2 separate regions of the Homo sapiens genome follow, and region 2 is linked to region 1. Evidence: read pairs that join two places in POLR2A ChIA-PET (ENCODE). Cell type or tissue: OCI-LY7. All regions are shown on one strand. Each heading gives the region's core, and the rest is flanking DNA. Links, peaks and the distances in the headings are about the cores only.

Region 1 (7,963 bases), core at 1,151-6,150:
TATAAGAAGGAGAGCAGCAAGGGGACAAGGAATGCCCACCGATGGTGTGTCCAATAGATAACTTTGGCCCATCTCTTATCTTTATTTGTTAATTCTTGCTTTGTAACTTTCCCCCAATAGAGCCCATGAGATTTCATGGAAATCATCACAAAATAACAAACCTTTTTGCGTGACAGGTGATGAGCACAAAAGGATCCATCTTATACAGTGCTTGCCAGCTTCCATAATACTACTCACCACGATGTTGAAATCACCTGTTCCAGAACCAGTCCTGTCCTTTGACAAGAAGGATTTAATTATCAGTAGTGGTGGGGACTGGCTGGAGAGAGGAAAAACACTTCAAGGACTCTGCCACCTTTCGTAGATGGAGAGTGCAAAGTTTGTACCATGGAACTCCTTCTCTAACAGTTACTCTGTGGCAGTGCCTATTTCAAACCTCCCTTAACTTCTGATTGTATAGATGTTTGTTTCATTTGTTCATCTGTTTGTTCACTTAGTCAGAGATGTTTTAAGCCTTAAGAGAAATAGTGGACTAGAAAATGCCTTGGAAAAGTACAAAGTTCAATCCAAGTAAACTGTTTTTAAACTAGGAATTTATGAAGCCTAAAATATAAAATGTATATACATGGATATGCTCTGAAGTGAGGTAGAGGGGTAGAAATCAACATTGTGATATTGTACTATAGTTTTGCAAGATGTTACCATTGGGGGAAAATGTTTGAAGGGTATACGGGATATCTCTGCCTTATTTCTTACAACTGCATGTGAATCTACAGTTATCTCAAAATAAAAATTTAATTAACAATTGATTACAATTAACAGCATTAATTTCTTATCCTGTCATTTTCCTTCTCCTGAAATTGCAGAATAGCCAAACAGAAACCTACCCATGACCACCATCTGAGATTCTTTGGTGCCCGTATTAGTGGACATAGGCAGGTGTATCAGGAGGCATCCAGTCACGCATACTGGAAGATACTGACTCAACTGATTTAAGCAAAGGAAAATACAGTGTATTATATAATGAGACATCTTGAGTAGGGTAGTCCTAGGGTCAGTTGATTCAGCAGCTTGATTGATAATCAAGGGCCCAAATTCTTTCCCACTTTCTACCCTGCCATCCTCAGCCTATCAGTTTCGTCCTCCAGCTGGCTTAAAGGTAGTTGCAAGGTGGCTGCTATCATGCCATGCAAAATGCAAATGCAAAAAGTATGCAGATACAAAAAGTATCTCTTTTCATAAGTCTCATTTTAAGGGCAAGGAAAAACCTGCAGGCCTTTCTGCCACTCTCTTGACCCACTTACTTAACTGTGGAACAAGTCACAAACACCTGTTTAAGTGGATCACTTGGCCAGGAGGGAGAGATTGCCATTATCCTTAGATGGAGGAGAATGGGGGTGGGGGTTGTTATGCCTGAACATAATCAGTGCTCTGCCAGTGAGTAAGAGCAGAGATGGGGTGATTAATAGGCAACCCCTCACCAAGGAGCCATTGTAAAGCTTCAGGCCAGTTCAGAAGGTGATGAAGATGGAAAGCCTCCAAAGCAACCAGAACAACCAGAAGGAACACGCTTTTACAGCTTGCTTCTGATTCCACACCGCGAGGACAATGGGTCCAGCATGCCACACTGATCCAGGAACTTAGAACTAAGTAAGAAGCAAGGGAGAGAGGCTGCTATAGCTGAAACCCAGAGAATGAACTTTCTCCCAGGAGGTTGCAAGGGCTGCCCTTGTAAAAGATCCTGTCCTGGGTTTAAAGGTTAGCAAATTTTCTGTTTTGTTTTGCTTTGACTGCATGAGGGTTGAGTTAAAGTGAAATAATATTTAAGACTTATTTTTTAAATAAGATATTTTATGTTTTTATTTTTGTTTTTTTTTTTTTTTTTGGTTGGTAGAGACAGGGTCTCACTGTGTTGCCCAGGCTGGTTTTGAACACCTGGGCTTCTAATCCTCCTGCCTCAGCCTCCCAAAGTGCTAGCATCACAGGCATGTGCCACCACACCCAACCCCTTAAAAGTCTTTTTACAAATGAGAACATGAACAATTGCCTTTCAGATTATTTCCTGGTCATCAAAGATTTCTTTCTTTATTTACATAAAGGGGACAGGGGTCAGTCTGTGTATTGGAAGATGTGCCCATATTTGGTCACATATTGGAAGAGTACAAAATTGCCCAAATAAGGGATATTTATTGCCTTCCTGACTGCAGACTCAAGGAGGCAGGAACTTTGACATTTTCTCCAATGCCTATCTGTATCCACATTGCCTGTAACATAGTATATGCTCAATAAATATTGATTGAACTAATTAAAAAATGTCATTCTCTACTCCCAAACTATAAAAACCTGGAAGGGTATATTCTTGCTGGATGGGAGCCTGAAGAAGACAGGAAGGGAGCTAAAGATATCTCTCTTAGTCATTCTCTGTGTCCGACATATGCCCACATGTATAGTCCTAAATGCCACTGTCTCTCAGTTGGTTTCTATCAGGACCTAAGCCCTGTGGAGACAGCAGCTTGCAGAGTCTCTAGCCCAGGGAAGCAAGAGGTGGGCCAGATGGAATCCCCCAGCTCAGGGAAGGTCTTACCTATCCATGCATTTGAGGAAGGAGGAAGTGGGACAGTCATTCACCAGTCTAAATCTTACTGCTAAAACTAGACCGAGTGCTACATCTCCAAATCTGGAGGGCCAGGATATCTGTCACACAGGCAGGCCAAAAATTGTTCTTCCCAGGGTGGGGACAGTGGAAGCCATATAAACACTTGCCAATTAGTTCATCTACATTTTAAAAAGGTGCAGAAAATTCTTGTTCCTTTCCGCTGGAGGAACTTTACAAATGACCTTGACAAAAACCCCTCAAAACCTATAGAACCAAATTTTATTATAACGCTCTTTTTATTCCCTTGCTTCTATTTCCTCCTTTCTCTTCTTTTTCTATTTCTTTTCCTTTCTCTTTCTTTACATTTCTCCCTCTTTCTTCCTGCTTGTCCAGCTTTTCTTCCTCTTCCCCCTTTAAGGTGATACTTTGGGACTGAAAGTATATTTTAATATTTATCTAAAGCAGTTGTTTCTTTGTCCATGGTTCCCTGACCCTTCACAGAAAATAATTCTTCCATCCTAAATTGACTTTTATGATAGTTATCTAAAGATTTAAGGATCCAAATATGTACAAGTCAAATACAATAAAAGGAAAAAAATCATTTAAAGACTAACATTTAAGCATTTTAGCCTCTACTATTTTAAAATTAGAGTTCAACTCGATGCCATTTATATTTGAACTCCTAAAATTACAACCATCATCTGCATTTTACAGGCTTCCCCTATCTATGCAGACATTTCCTGTTCTGTCTTCTCTTTCCCCAGAGACCCATTACAACTTGCTTATCGTTGGGTAGAGGTTATATCCAGGGAAGAGGGAACCGAGGAGAAGTGGAGGAAAGGAGGAAGGCATGAGATGTTGGCCCTAACCTAGATTGGTATGTTTACTCTCATCCGACTGGGTTGACTTTAGAATGAAAATGTTTTCCCACTTAATTAATTTAAAATTAGTTATTCAAATATGTTTTTCAAAACTCAGTACAATTATGTATATCACACTTGTGCAAAACATCACCAATTCTCAAACCCCAGATCTACAGATCTGAGGTCAGCAATTCCAGCTAACACTTATATAGTGCTTCCCATGTGCCAGACACTGTGCAAAGCGTTTCATGTGTATTGACTCATTTCATCCTTCAACAGCCCTGCAAGGCAGGTATTAGTCAGCTTGGGCTGCCATAACAAAACACCATGGACTAGGTGGCTTAAACAACGAACATTTATTTTCTTACAGTTCCAGAGACTGGAAGTTCAAGACCAAGGTATAGCAGAGCTGGTGTCTGGTGAGGGCTCTCCTCGTAGGTGGCAGACAGCTGCCTTCTCACTGTGTGCTCACCTGGCCTTTCCTCTGTGTTCCTCAGAGTGAGTGAGCTCTCTGGTGTCTCTTCTTATGAAGATACTAATTTATGGGATCAGGGCTCCATCTTTAACACCTCATTCAACCTTAATTACTTTCTTAGAGCCACCATATCCATATCCAAATACAGCTACATTGGGGGTTAGGGGTTCAACATATGCATTTTGGGGGACACAAACATTCAGTCCACAATGGTAGGTAATATTGTACTCCCTATTTCTCAGGTTAGGAAACTGAGGCCACACTGATTGAGTAATTTGCCCAATGTCACACAAATAATAAGTGTCAATACTGGGACTTGAACGCCAGCATCCATACTTTTAACCACTATGCTGTGCTCTCTCTCATCATGAGTCATGACGATGATCACGTTAGATTGTGTTAGATGATGTTAGATCATGAGTCATGATCTAACATCTAGCAACCCATCAACATCATCAACATCTAACAAATCCAATCCTTTGAACCTATTATAGAATCATCAGAGCTTTACCACGCTTTTTAGAAAAAATTTCCCTACAAGAATACAGTCTCTCACTATTATTATTATATTAGAGATAGATTTCTATATTATCAAATTTAGAGCAAATAACTTATATTTGCTATCAACTAGCTCTTAAAATGATTATATCTTGATTACTCTAGTAAACAAACATCATCTATTTCTCTCTACATTTAAACTATTAAAACTCAACAATAAGAAAACAACTCATTTGAACAGTGGGCAAAAGATCTTGACAAGACATGTCATCAAAGAAGATATGCAGATAGCAAATAAGCATATGAAAAGATGCTTCACATCATATGTCATCAGGAAAATGCCAATTAAAACAACAGTGAGATACCACTACACAAACCTATAGGAATGGCCAAAATCCAGAATATGACAACCCCAGATGCTGCCAAGGGTGAGGAGCAACAGGAATTCTCATTCATTGCTGGTGGGAATGCAAAATGGTACAGCCACTTTGGGAAACATGTTGGCAGTTACTTATGAAACTAAGTTTCTATATCATAACACAAGTAGATATAAATATAACCAGTGGTAGGGTTTTTTTAGAGGCTGTATTATTTTTTAAGAATTTAAAGCTTTAAACCCAAATTTCTACTCAGAAAGATGAGCATTGTAATTTGATGAGATTACCCTTAGAATTCTTGCCAGTCAATGACTGCTTTTACACCAACTTACAGATTGTGCTGTGTTCAAATACATACTGAGGGGAATCTGATGAACTGACTGGCAACAGTCTTCAAATTCTTAAAGGTGAGGGGAAGAGTGCATCAGGTAAGAGCAAAGCTCCCGGAATCGGGATATCCAGGTCTGAATCTTGACTCTGCTGTGTCCTTGAGTGAGCTACTCAACTTGTCTACACCTCAGTTTCTTCATTCGTAAAATGAAGCTATGGTAGCTTCTACCTTATATGACGATTGACTGATAGGCTCCATGTTGAGTGTAAATTAAATAGTGCCTGGATAAGTACTCACTAAAGAATCGTGTTTTTTTTTTATTGTAAATTTCCAAAGAGAATGTTTTATACTTTTTAAAAAGTGTTTTTATTCCCCAATGCCCCTAACAGGAAATGACACCATCATTGTTACATGAGAAAATGATAAATGTTTTGAGAGGTCAATGTTCCACCCCAACTCATTCTCAGTGTTACTATTTTCACCAGGAAACAGTAGAAGTGACACAGGAGGTGGCCAGGGAAGTGCTGGGTAGACAAGGGTGGGGTTCCTGGCGAGGGCTCCACCCTCAGGCTTGTGCCCATGGACCTAAGTAAGAACAGGCACCCGTGTTTTCATGCCCAAATGTTGCATTTTCCAAGACCACTCTGGCCTGCCACACCCCCATCCTGTGCCCATAAAAACCCTGAGACCCTAGCGGGCGTGGACACAAGCAGTTGGACGTTGAGAGGAGCAGAGGAGCAGAAGAGCGCACCGACAGACACCAGCAGACAACAGCAGGCCATTGAGGCAAGACGATGCAGAAAATTCGGTCGGGGCAGTCAGAGGAGAGTCCAGCCGCTGGACAGCCTGACTCCAGGGGAAGACCGCCTTCCCACTCCATCCCCCTTCTGGCTCCCCATCCACCTTGCTGAGAGCAACCTCCACCACACAATAAAACCTTGCACCGATCTTCCAAGCCTACATGTTATCCGATTCTTTCCGGTACGCTAGGGCAAGAACTGAGGATACAGAGGCCCTCTGTCCTTGTCATACGGCAGAGGGTCTAATTGAGCTGGTTAACACAAGTTGCCTGCAGACGGCAAAACTGAAAGAGCACACTGTAACACATGCCCACTGGGGCTTCAGGAGCTGTAAATACTCAACCCTAGGCACTGCTGTGAGGTCGGAGCTCCATGGGTACCTTTTAACCACAAGTTTCAGCATTTCTTTTCAAGGAGAACTTATGTCTGGAAATATGGATGGAAGATGAACCGAGGACTCGTCTTTAACACCGCATGCTACTCTACTAAAGACTGAGAAAAATGTCAGTTGTCCGGAGCTCCCCACGACCTGTCTGCATGCTCCCCCTAGGGGTTTGAGCAGTGGGACACTGAACATGCGAGCCGCACATCTGTCGCATGTCCTGCCAGGGAGATAAGGAAACTTTCTGTTTCAGAAGTTCTACTTTGAGGCAAAACCAGGCCTCACATGGGCAAGAACATTGCTAGACCTCAGGCCTTGCTCTTAAACAGCAGCTGCGTACCCCAGCCCTGCACGGGAAGTGGGGAGGAGCTCTTGCTTCTTCCCACAACAAACAGGTTCTCACCTGTGCAGCTCCTGTGAATTACATGACATCAATGTGTATGTAGGTTCTTTTTTTATTTTTTTTTTATTTTTACTATTTTTATTTTTATTTTTTGAGATGGAGTCTTGCTCTTTCACCCAGGCCGGACTGCAGTGGCGCTATCTCGGCTCACTGCAAGCTCCGCCTCCCGGGTTCATGCCATTCTCCTGCCTCAGCCTCCTGAGTAGCTGGGATTACAGGCGCCTGCCACCACGCCCGGCTAATTTTTTGTATTTTTAGTAGAGATGGGTTTTCACCGTGTTAGTCAAGATGGTCTCGATCTCCTGACCTCGTGATCTGCCCGCCTCGGCCTCCCAAAGTGCTGGGATTACAGGCGTGAGCCACCGCACCCGGCCAATGTGTATGTAGGTTCTATCTTTTAGGGAAAGACACTGTAATGTGGAGCATTTCTCTTCAGAATCTACTTAAAACCAGATATTTCAGTTATTAGAGTGAATTAAAACTATTAAGTAGCACATAAAATATATTTTGACCAGTCAAACCTAATTGTAGACTGTTAGTGTAGACACCCATCAGCACACCTACACTCTCACAGACACAAGAGTATCTGTTTGTCTCTGTTGATATGGTTGGGAAGTTTTGCTTTGTGACCTGGGGAGTAGAACCAAGTGTTGCTGAGAGAGCTAAGAACCAAGAGGAGGAGGTTGGAAGGATGGTATGGATTCTCTTCCTTCCTAGCTCTTTGGATTTGGTTTTAGACCCCAATGGTTAGATGCATAAGAGCCAGAAAGCAGGGAAACTGTCCACAAAAAACCCTTTATGGTTCTCAGTTCCAAGCATCATTGCTTCAGCTCCCAGGTGACAAAGTGTAGCTCAGTGCTGAGATGAGAGGCCATTTTCCCTGCTTGTGCATAAAACCCCCTCTGCTTTGACAACCTGAGGACTGGCTGGGCTGGCAGGCCACTACAAGATGCATGGCACTAGCTTCCTCTTCTTAGGTGAGAGTCACCTGGGGTATGGACAGTGGGTCCGGCACTGGGGGAAGCACAGCAACCGCCCTAACAGACTCCTCCCAGAATCTCACACACTTCCAATGGACCAGCTTTCCCTCACCCCCACCAGGCAGCACAGGGCAGGACTGTGTTTTGAGCTTAATCAGCACTGCTTTCATGATGGGCTGTGACAACACTGAGGATTTCCATGTGGCCCTGCAGAAAGCAGACCTGGAGGAACCAGAGCAGGAGAGAAAGGACCAGGTG
Region 2 (7,963 bases), core at 1,721-6,720, 100 kb after region 1:
GAAGTTAATTTTTGCCATATGTTGTCACTGAAATCTCTGCTTGGTTATCTTAGTGGTCACTTGTGAGTGGGCCTTTAGGGACTACCAGACACATCAAATAATGACAGCAGTTTGAGAGTGAGGCTTTGAAAGCATTCCATGATTGTTCTGTTTTTTTCCAGTTGCCACTAGGCTGCTGGTTTTTACTGTGATTGTGTGCTGATGGTTTTCAAGGCTACTGTAGAGGTAGAGAGATGACAATGGGCAAGTTAAAATGCAAGAGCTGCTGTTTTTACCAAGGCTCAGCCCCTTGTCTTGAATCAGCATTACCTGGATTCCTGCAAGCTTTTAGTTAATTTCCAGAATTTTAAGTTAAGTTGATTTGAACAGTTTGTGTCAGTTTTCTCCTTGCTTTTAATGAAGCAGAATTTTCTGAAGTATTTACTCCACCAATTTCTTTGATGTTCTCCTGTGACAAGTGTTTAAGAATGTTTTTCTAGTCAATATATCATTATCTGTCCATGCATATTTTTCTAAAACCTTACTTTTAATGGCTGCCTGGTATTTTAATACATGGAGGTACTGTAATACAATTTTAGTTTCACTTGTCTTTAGAACTCATCAAAAATTGTTACAATTTTTTACTATTATGAGCAGTGCTTTGTTGAATATTCTTTTATCTTAATCATGTATGATTCTCAAGACTATCCATTTCTGGAAGTGGAATTTGTTGAATTTAAGACAATAAAAACTTCAGTTTTTGGTCCACATGGTTAAATTGCCCTTTAAGTAAGTGGTTTAAGTTTATATTCCAAAAGTCATGTAGGAGAGTGTCTCTTTTTCCACATCATCACCCAGTACTGGGCACTAGTACTCACTTTATTATTTTTATTTTTATTTTGAAATGGAGTCTCACTCTGTCATACAGGCTGGAGTGCAGTGGCACGATCTTAGCTCACTGCAACATCCACCTCCGGGGTTCAGATGATTCTCCTGCCTCAGCCTCCTGAGTAGCTGCGATTACAGGTGCATGCCTGGCTAATTTTTGTGTTTTTAGTAGAGACGGGGTTTCACTATGTTGGCAAGGCTGGTCTCGAACTCCTGACCGACCTCAGATGATCCACCCGCCTTGGCCTCCCAAAGTGCTGGGATTACAGGCGTGAGCCACCACACCTGGCCTCATTTTATTTTTTTAACTTTTGGAGACAGAGTCTCGCTCTGTCGCCCAGGCTGGAGTGCTGTAGCACCATCCTGGCTCACTGCATCCTCTGCCTCCCAGGTTCAAGCAATTCTCGTGCCTCAGCTTCCTGAGGAGCTGGGACTACCTGGCTAATTTTTTGTATTTTAGTAGAGACAGGATTTCACCATGTTGCCCAGGGTGGTCTTGAACTCCTGAGCTCAGGCAGTCCACCCGCCTCGGACTCCCAAAGTGCTAGGATTACAGGAGTGAGCCACCACACTCAGCCTAATACTTATTTTATTTTTTTCTTTTTTTAAGAGATGAGGTTCTATCTAGAGGTGATGGGAGACAGTGACAGATCATCAGGCATTAGATTCTCATAAGGACTGCGCAACCTAGATCCCTTGAATGAACAGTTCACAATAGGGTTCACTCTCCAATGAGAATCTAATGCTGCCGCTGATCTGACAGGTGCCAGAGCTCAGGCGGTAATACGAGAGGCTGGAGATACAGATAAAGCTTCAGTTGCTTGCCCGCCACTTACCTCCTCTTGTGCGGCCCAGTTCCTAACAGGCCACAGACCGCTACCAGTCCATGGCCTGGAAGTTGGGGACCCCTCTACTGGGATATTTATAATTGCATATGTGGTTACCTAATATTTCCATGATACAACACTGGTCTAGATTCTAGGCCATTCTCCTTCAAAAAGAACCCTGCTTCCTTACAGTTTTACTGTTTAGCAGCAATGTTTTCTACCCCTTCTTAAAATTTTCAGCTACCACACCCCTGTTTTGTTCTAATATTAAAGATGACATCTAACACTCAATTTTTCTTTCTGCTCCAAGCTCCATCATCATTCTGGGACATTTTTGGCCCATGTGTAAGACACTTTCAGTAAGTTAGCTTCAGTTTCTTGACTGTGCTTGAGCCATCCTTTTTTTTCTCTCTCTGTCTCATCTGAGAGCCATCCTTTTAATAGCCCTATGGAGGAATGGGTGGGAAGAAAAAATATTTAAAAGTAAAATATTAAAAAAAGAAATAATAACCCTGTGGGGCTATCATCTGCAACTTATGTTCCACTTCTAAAATCTTAATTGTATAGTCCATTTTAACCATAACTTACATGTATTTATTTATTTTTTCGAGACAGAGTTTCGCTCTTGTTGCCCAGGCTGGAGTACAATAGCGTGATCTTGGCTCACTGCAATCTCCACCTCCCAGGTTCAAGGGATTCTCCTGCTTCAGCCTCCCAAGTAGCTGGGATTTCAGGCATGCATCACCACGCCTGGCTAATTTTGTATTTTTAGTAGAGATGGGGTTTCTCTATGTTGGTCAGGCTGATCTTGAACTCCTGACCTCAGGTGATCTGCCCGCCTCAGCCTCCCAAAGTACTGGGATTACAGGCATGAGCCACCGTGCCCAGCAACTTATTTTTTTACTGTCTTCTTTACTTCCTGCCTTCCATCCTTGATCCTCTCCATTTTCATTCACTGAATTACTTCATCTGTATTTGTCATCTCTCTTGGTCTTGTACTTTTGTGTACCCTTCCTGCAAAGCAAGTTTCAAATGACTCCTACAGCCAATTTTATTGTACTCAAGTTATGGATTGCTACTGGAGGAAAAGATCACATGGCTTCAGGGATACAGTCAAAGATTTATGGTCTTCAGCCTTAACCAGGTGGACAAAATTGCTTGGATGGCTGTTACGTATTCCTAGTCTCTCTCTCTATTCTTATGGTTGCTGTTTCACATCTTTACTTCTTAAAATCCCCTACTTCTCTTCTCTTTTTTTTTGGGATTTTCAAGTTGTTTTATATCTGGTACTTAGGGAAAATCCTGTCCTTCATTCCATAAATGTTATCTGTGTCCTTACTTAACTTTGTCTGCTACTTGGTGTTTTCTATTAGCATTCACACAAATAGAACCATCTGCCTTTTTTTTTTTTTAAGTGCTTAAAACTCTTGACCTTGTATTTTCTGGCTGCTATCCTGTTGTTCTTCTCTTCAAAGATAAGCATTAAAAAAAATTGCTTATACTCACCTCCTGTAGTTTTTTTTTCTGCTTATTTATTTCCAGTCTGCCTTCTTCCCCTATCTTTCCATTGATACAGCTTTGAGAGTGGTTTCCAATGACAATAAGTAGATTTTTCTGTATCCTTAGATTGACCAATCCAGAGCATTTGGTATAGTTAACCACTTCTTGAGGGGGCTGCTACAGTTGACCTCCTTTGAAATGCTTCTGGGAACTCTTTGATTCTTCTTTTCTCTCAGCTTTTCCTAGGTTTGTTTAGGTGATTATGATGGGATGTTGGTGTTGCTTCTTGGCCTGCTTCCTACTCTGTATGCTGTATTTGGATTCATATCCATGGCCTTGATACCATTTAAATGTTGATTACTTAAGATATTCATTATCTGTCTAACCTAGATGTTTCTAGCATTTCTAACCTTTATATATACAACTGCCTACTAGACATTGTCTTCCCAAAGTCCACCTTAACTCAGATGATTTCTACTTTTAACAGTTGGTACTCACCATTCATCTTAATTGCTCAAGCCCAAATTAAGAAATCTGAATTTTATCACCCTTCTACAAGTTAGTTACAGAGATCTGTCATTTCATGTCTTTAATATCTAACCTAGCATTGTCCAATAGCAATTTGATGCAAGCCACATATGTAATTAAGCTTTCATAATAACCACATTTAAAAAGTAAACAGGTGAAACTAACTTTAGTTTTATATTTTATGTAATTGGGATATCTAAAATTTTATTTCAACATGCAATCAGTATAAAATTATTAATAAGATATTTTTGATTCTTATACTAAGTCTTTAAAATATGATATTTTACACTTACAGCACATCTTAATTCAGACTAGCTACATTTCGAGTACTCAGTAGCCACATGTAGCTAGTGGCTACCTTAATGGCTAGTAGAGTTCTAACCTATATTTCTCTTTATCCTTACTACCTCTATCTTGGTTCAAGCCTTTATTTTTCCCCTGAGCAGCTGGAGCAGCTCTTGGGGATTACTACCATTTTCTCCTCCAGTTCATCATCAATATTCTTGTCAGTAGTAATTTTCTAAAGTATGAATGTGACTCTGCATGTGAATTCATGTGATTGTGCATTCCTCTTTGTATCTTTAGTGTTCTTCCTAAGCTTTCAAGATGAAGTCTAAGTTCCTAAGTATGGCCAACAAAGTCCTTCCTCATCTGACTTTTGCTTAACTTTCCTAAGCTATAGTTCCTTGATCCTAAAAATGAGTTGTATTGAACTGTTTGTAGTTCCTATAAGGAACCATACGCTCTTCTTGCTTTTGGGCCTTTGCAGTTAATAACTCAACTGACTGAGACCCATATTCTCCAGCTCCCACCCTCATCTGTCATCAAATTAAGGTCTACTAGTCAGTCCTTCAGTATCTAAAGGATCTGATCCCAGGATAGGATGAAACACCCTTCCTTGTTTGCTCTTATATATCCTTCTGTGCTTTCCTGTATCAGGGCATTTATCACTGAATTATTTTAATTGTCCTCTAGCTTATCTCACCTCCCTATTAGATTCTTAGCTTCTTGAGCAGGGATCTTGTTTTTATTAGCTTTTATATTCCTGTTTACTAGAACACACATATATGCTTGGCATATTGTAAGTATGTTGAATGAATGAGTGAAGGAATGAGGTAAGTCTAGGAAGTTAAGATCTGAACTCTAAGTTCAGAGCAAAGAAAAATTGATTTAAATTTTAAGTTATCTCATTCTTGTATGTATTTATAGAGTTAAATATTAGAATCTTTTTAACAGATTAACTGAGAATCCAGAATAGGATTAAGAAAATAAAAGTTGGTTCTGTCAGTACCCAGTTGTTCATATCAGTAAAAAGAGGAGAGCTGGGGGCATGCTAAATAGGTTATGAACCTTTAAAATAGTTGAGGGATGAGGAACATAAAAACTGATATTTAGGACATGCCTATGTAATCTTGTAATATTTTAGTTTTCATATTATATTAAATCTAGAATCTAGGCATTTTTAGACCAGTTATACTTAAAATATTTAAAACATTTAAATGGCAAATGAATTTCTTTAACTTTTCCCTTAGGCTGTATGAGAGATGGTAGGAATTTGACTAAGCAAGTACCAGACACATATCTGTGTATGATATAAGGCTTTTGTTAGGAATACTAAGGAGTTGAGAAGTAAACTTCTGCATTAATATCTTTTCCTTTTGTAGTCTGTGGTTGTTTTTCATATTTAGAATTACTTACACTTTAGGAGAAACATACTTCGTCAGTGTGTAAAACAATATGCTATATATATGTATATTTATATATATATATATTTTTTAAAATCCAAAGGGAGGCAGATTGGAGTTATTTAGAAAAGATCAATGGCTATTTTTGAAATACAAAGTTACTAATGTAAACCTTGGATTTTTGTAGCTTGATGTTTAAACTGCAAATAGAATTTGGGTGTGTTAAGGTAATTTGAGGTGCGCATTATAATCCCTAGTCATTTTAGTTTTTTATTAAACATCTCATTTTGTAATGATATTGGGAAGTTGAAGGTTTGTAGTTCCTTCTAGGGTTGTTTTTCTCAAATTCTGATTTTTATTAGGCATCCATTCTGTTACAAACTCCCCTTGATCAATTTTTTGTTACTAAAAAGCATATTTAATAGTTTTCAAAATAAGTTGCTGCTTTTTCCTATTGGAAAATTTTTATCTACTGGAAAATTTGTTGAAAATTAGTATTCAGAGTTTTAAAAATGGTAATGGCATTTTAGATAGCAAGATTTGGGTAACTTTGGAATAGGAACAAATGGCAAGAGAACGTAAAGAATTCTTAAAGAATTTCAGTAATCTATCTATTAGAACTTGTTTGAAGCGTGCTGTTACTTGAATATATTTGTGCTGAACTAATGTAACCTTAGAAGGAAGGTTAGAACTAAGTTACCGGATATTGTATTTAAGTTGATTTTTCCATCAAACAGTGGAGTTACCGTAGTTTGATTTTTCTTAACTATGCTTTTAACATACAGATTTAACATCTAAAAGATTTTGTAAAGCATATCTAGCAGATACGCTTTTAGAAAAGATTATTTGATAAATGTTTCTTCTTAAATGACTAATGTTTGAAATCAAGGAATACTTTAAAGACCTAGGGGTATTTTTGTAGAAGCTTGGGTGAATATGCTTTTATTTATACATACTTATAAATGCCACAATTGTATCACTCACATCTATAAATAATGTTCCTTATCCCGAGATATTTCACACTGGCACTGTGAACATTTGTGCAGGAAAAGAATCAGTGGGTGGTTAAGTCTTTTGAATTACAGACTATGGTTGATTTTAGAATTTAGGGTATGGAAAAATTCTTATGAGATATGACAAGTCTATATGTTTTAATCGACCAGTATTAAATTTTTTATTTTTTTTGAGACAGAGTCTTGCTCTGTCATCCAGGTTGGAGTGCAGTGGCGCGATCTCCACTCACTGCAACCTTTGCCTCCCAGGTTCAAGTGATTCTCCTGCCTCAGCCTCCAGAGTAGCTGGGACTACAGGTGTGCGCCACTATGCCCAGCTAATTTATGTATTTTTAGTAGAGACAGGGTTTCACCATGTTGGCCAGGCAGGTCTCGAACTCCTGACTTCAAGAGACCTGCCTGCCTCGGTCTCCCAAAATGCTAGGATTACAGGCTGGAGCCATTATGCCTGGCCAAATTATTAGTATATTTTCTAAATAGTATTTGTGCTAGGTAGCTTCAGAGCCATATTTTTGTATCTGATAGGACACTTCTATACGAATTTTGGGATGATATGTTTTTAGCCAAACCCATGTTTTATCTTTGTACAGAGTTTCTTCCTCAGAAGATGTTTTCCTGAAAGAGTAGTCATTCAGATTTTTAAAATATCTACTGTGTGTCAGCACTTTGCTAAGAACATAGAGATGAATATGACATGGTTCTCTCCCTCTGGGAAATCAGTCATATGGGGGAACTGACAAAATGTTTAAAATAATTTTATTTTAAAAAATATTTATTATAATAATTACATGCAAATAATTGTCTACTGTAAATCATCCTAGTTACTCTTCTTTGTCACCATGTTACTGAGACTGCTCTTATTTTTTAAGTTACCAGTGACCTTATTTCCAAATTTTATCAGTATGTCTGTTTCTGTAATGGTATCTTTCTCTGTAGCATTCAGCATAGTTAAGTGAATCCTCCATCCCTGAGATGATCTTGGTTTTCTTCCTGTCTCCACTGACTGATCTTTCTCTGCTCCAGGGCTTTGCCTCGACCCCCTTCTTCTTTTTTTTGAGACTGGAGTTTCTCTCTTGTTGCCCAGGCTGGAGTGCAGTGGCACGATCTCAGCTCACTGCAACCTCTGCCTCCCAGGTTCAAGCGATTCTTGTGCCTCAGCATCCCAAGTAGCTGGGACTGCTACAGGCACATGCCACCAAGTCCGGCCCATTTTTGTATTTTTAGTAGAGATGGGGTTTCACCATGTTGGCCAAGATGTTCTCGATCTCCTGACCTTGTGATCCACCCGCCTTGGTCTCCCAAAGTGCTAGGATTACAGGCATGAGCCACCGTGCCCTGCCGACCTCCTGTTTATCTATAGTCTGTCTTTGGGAATCCAATCCTGTTTCAATAGTATCTGCATGGCGATGATTCCTAAATCTATATTTTCAGCACCAACCAACCATGAAATTTCTCACTCTGTTGTCCAGGCTGGAGTGTAGTGGCATGATCACAGCTCACTGAAGCCTCAACCTCCTGGGCTAAAGCAATCCTCTCGCCTTGG

What was found. ChIA-PET counts read pairs that join two places held together with the same protein. Peaks named below come from ENCODE experiments on the same cell type or tissue, not always from the same donor. Only the 100,000 strongest peaks of a DNase experiment are listed, where the experiment ranks them.
Region 2: POLR2A ChIA-PET joins it to region 1 with 5 read pairs; 4 of 35 experiments call an interaction of 5 or more read pairs at or near these places.

Annotation. Positions count from the first base shown.
Region 1 is chr7:35,718,894-35,726,856 of GRCh38, forward strand. It overlaps LINC03013 (long intergenic non-protein coding RNA 3013), which reads left to right. Exons shown (of 2, transcript NR_108083.1): 2 at 177-819. Among named protein-coding and RNA genes, the nearest start is that of LINC03013, 6.4 kb to the left of the region's middle. In OCI-LY7, for the core only: CTCF peaks have their summits at 4,225 and 4,424; a DNase peak (open chromatin) is centred at 3,358; H3K4me3 peaks cover 1,318 bases; H3K27ac peaks cover 3,359 bases.
Region 2 is chr7:35,820,917-35,828,879 of GRCh38, forward strand. All of the region lies in intron 1 of SEPTIN7 (septin 7), which reads left to right. Among named protein-coding and RNA genes, the nearest start is that of SEPTIN7, 24 kb to the left of the region's middle. In OCI-LY7, for the core only: no CTCF peak of the experiment used is centred there; no DNase peak of the experiment used is centred there.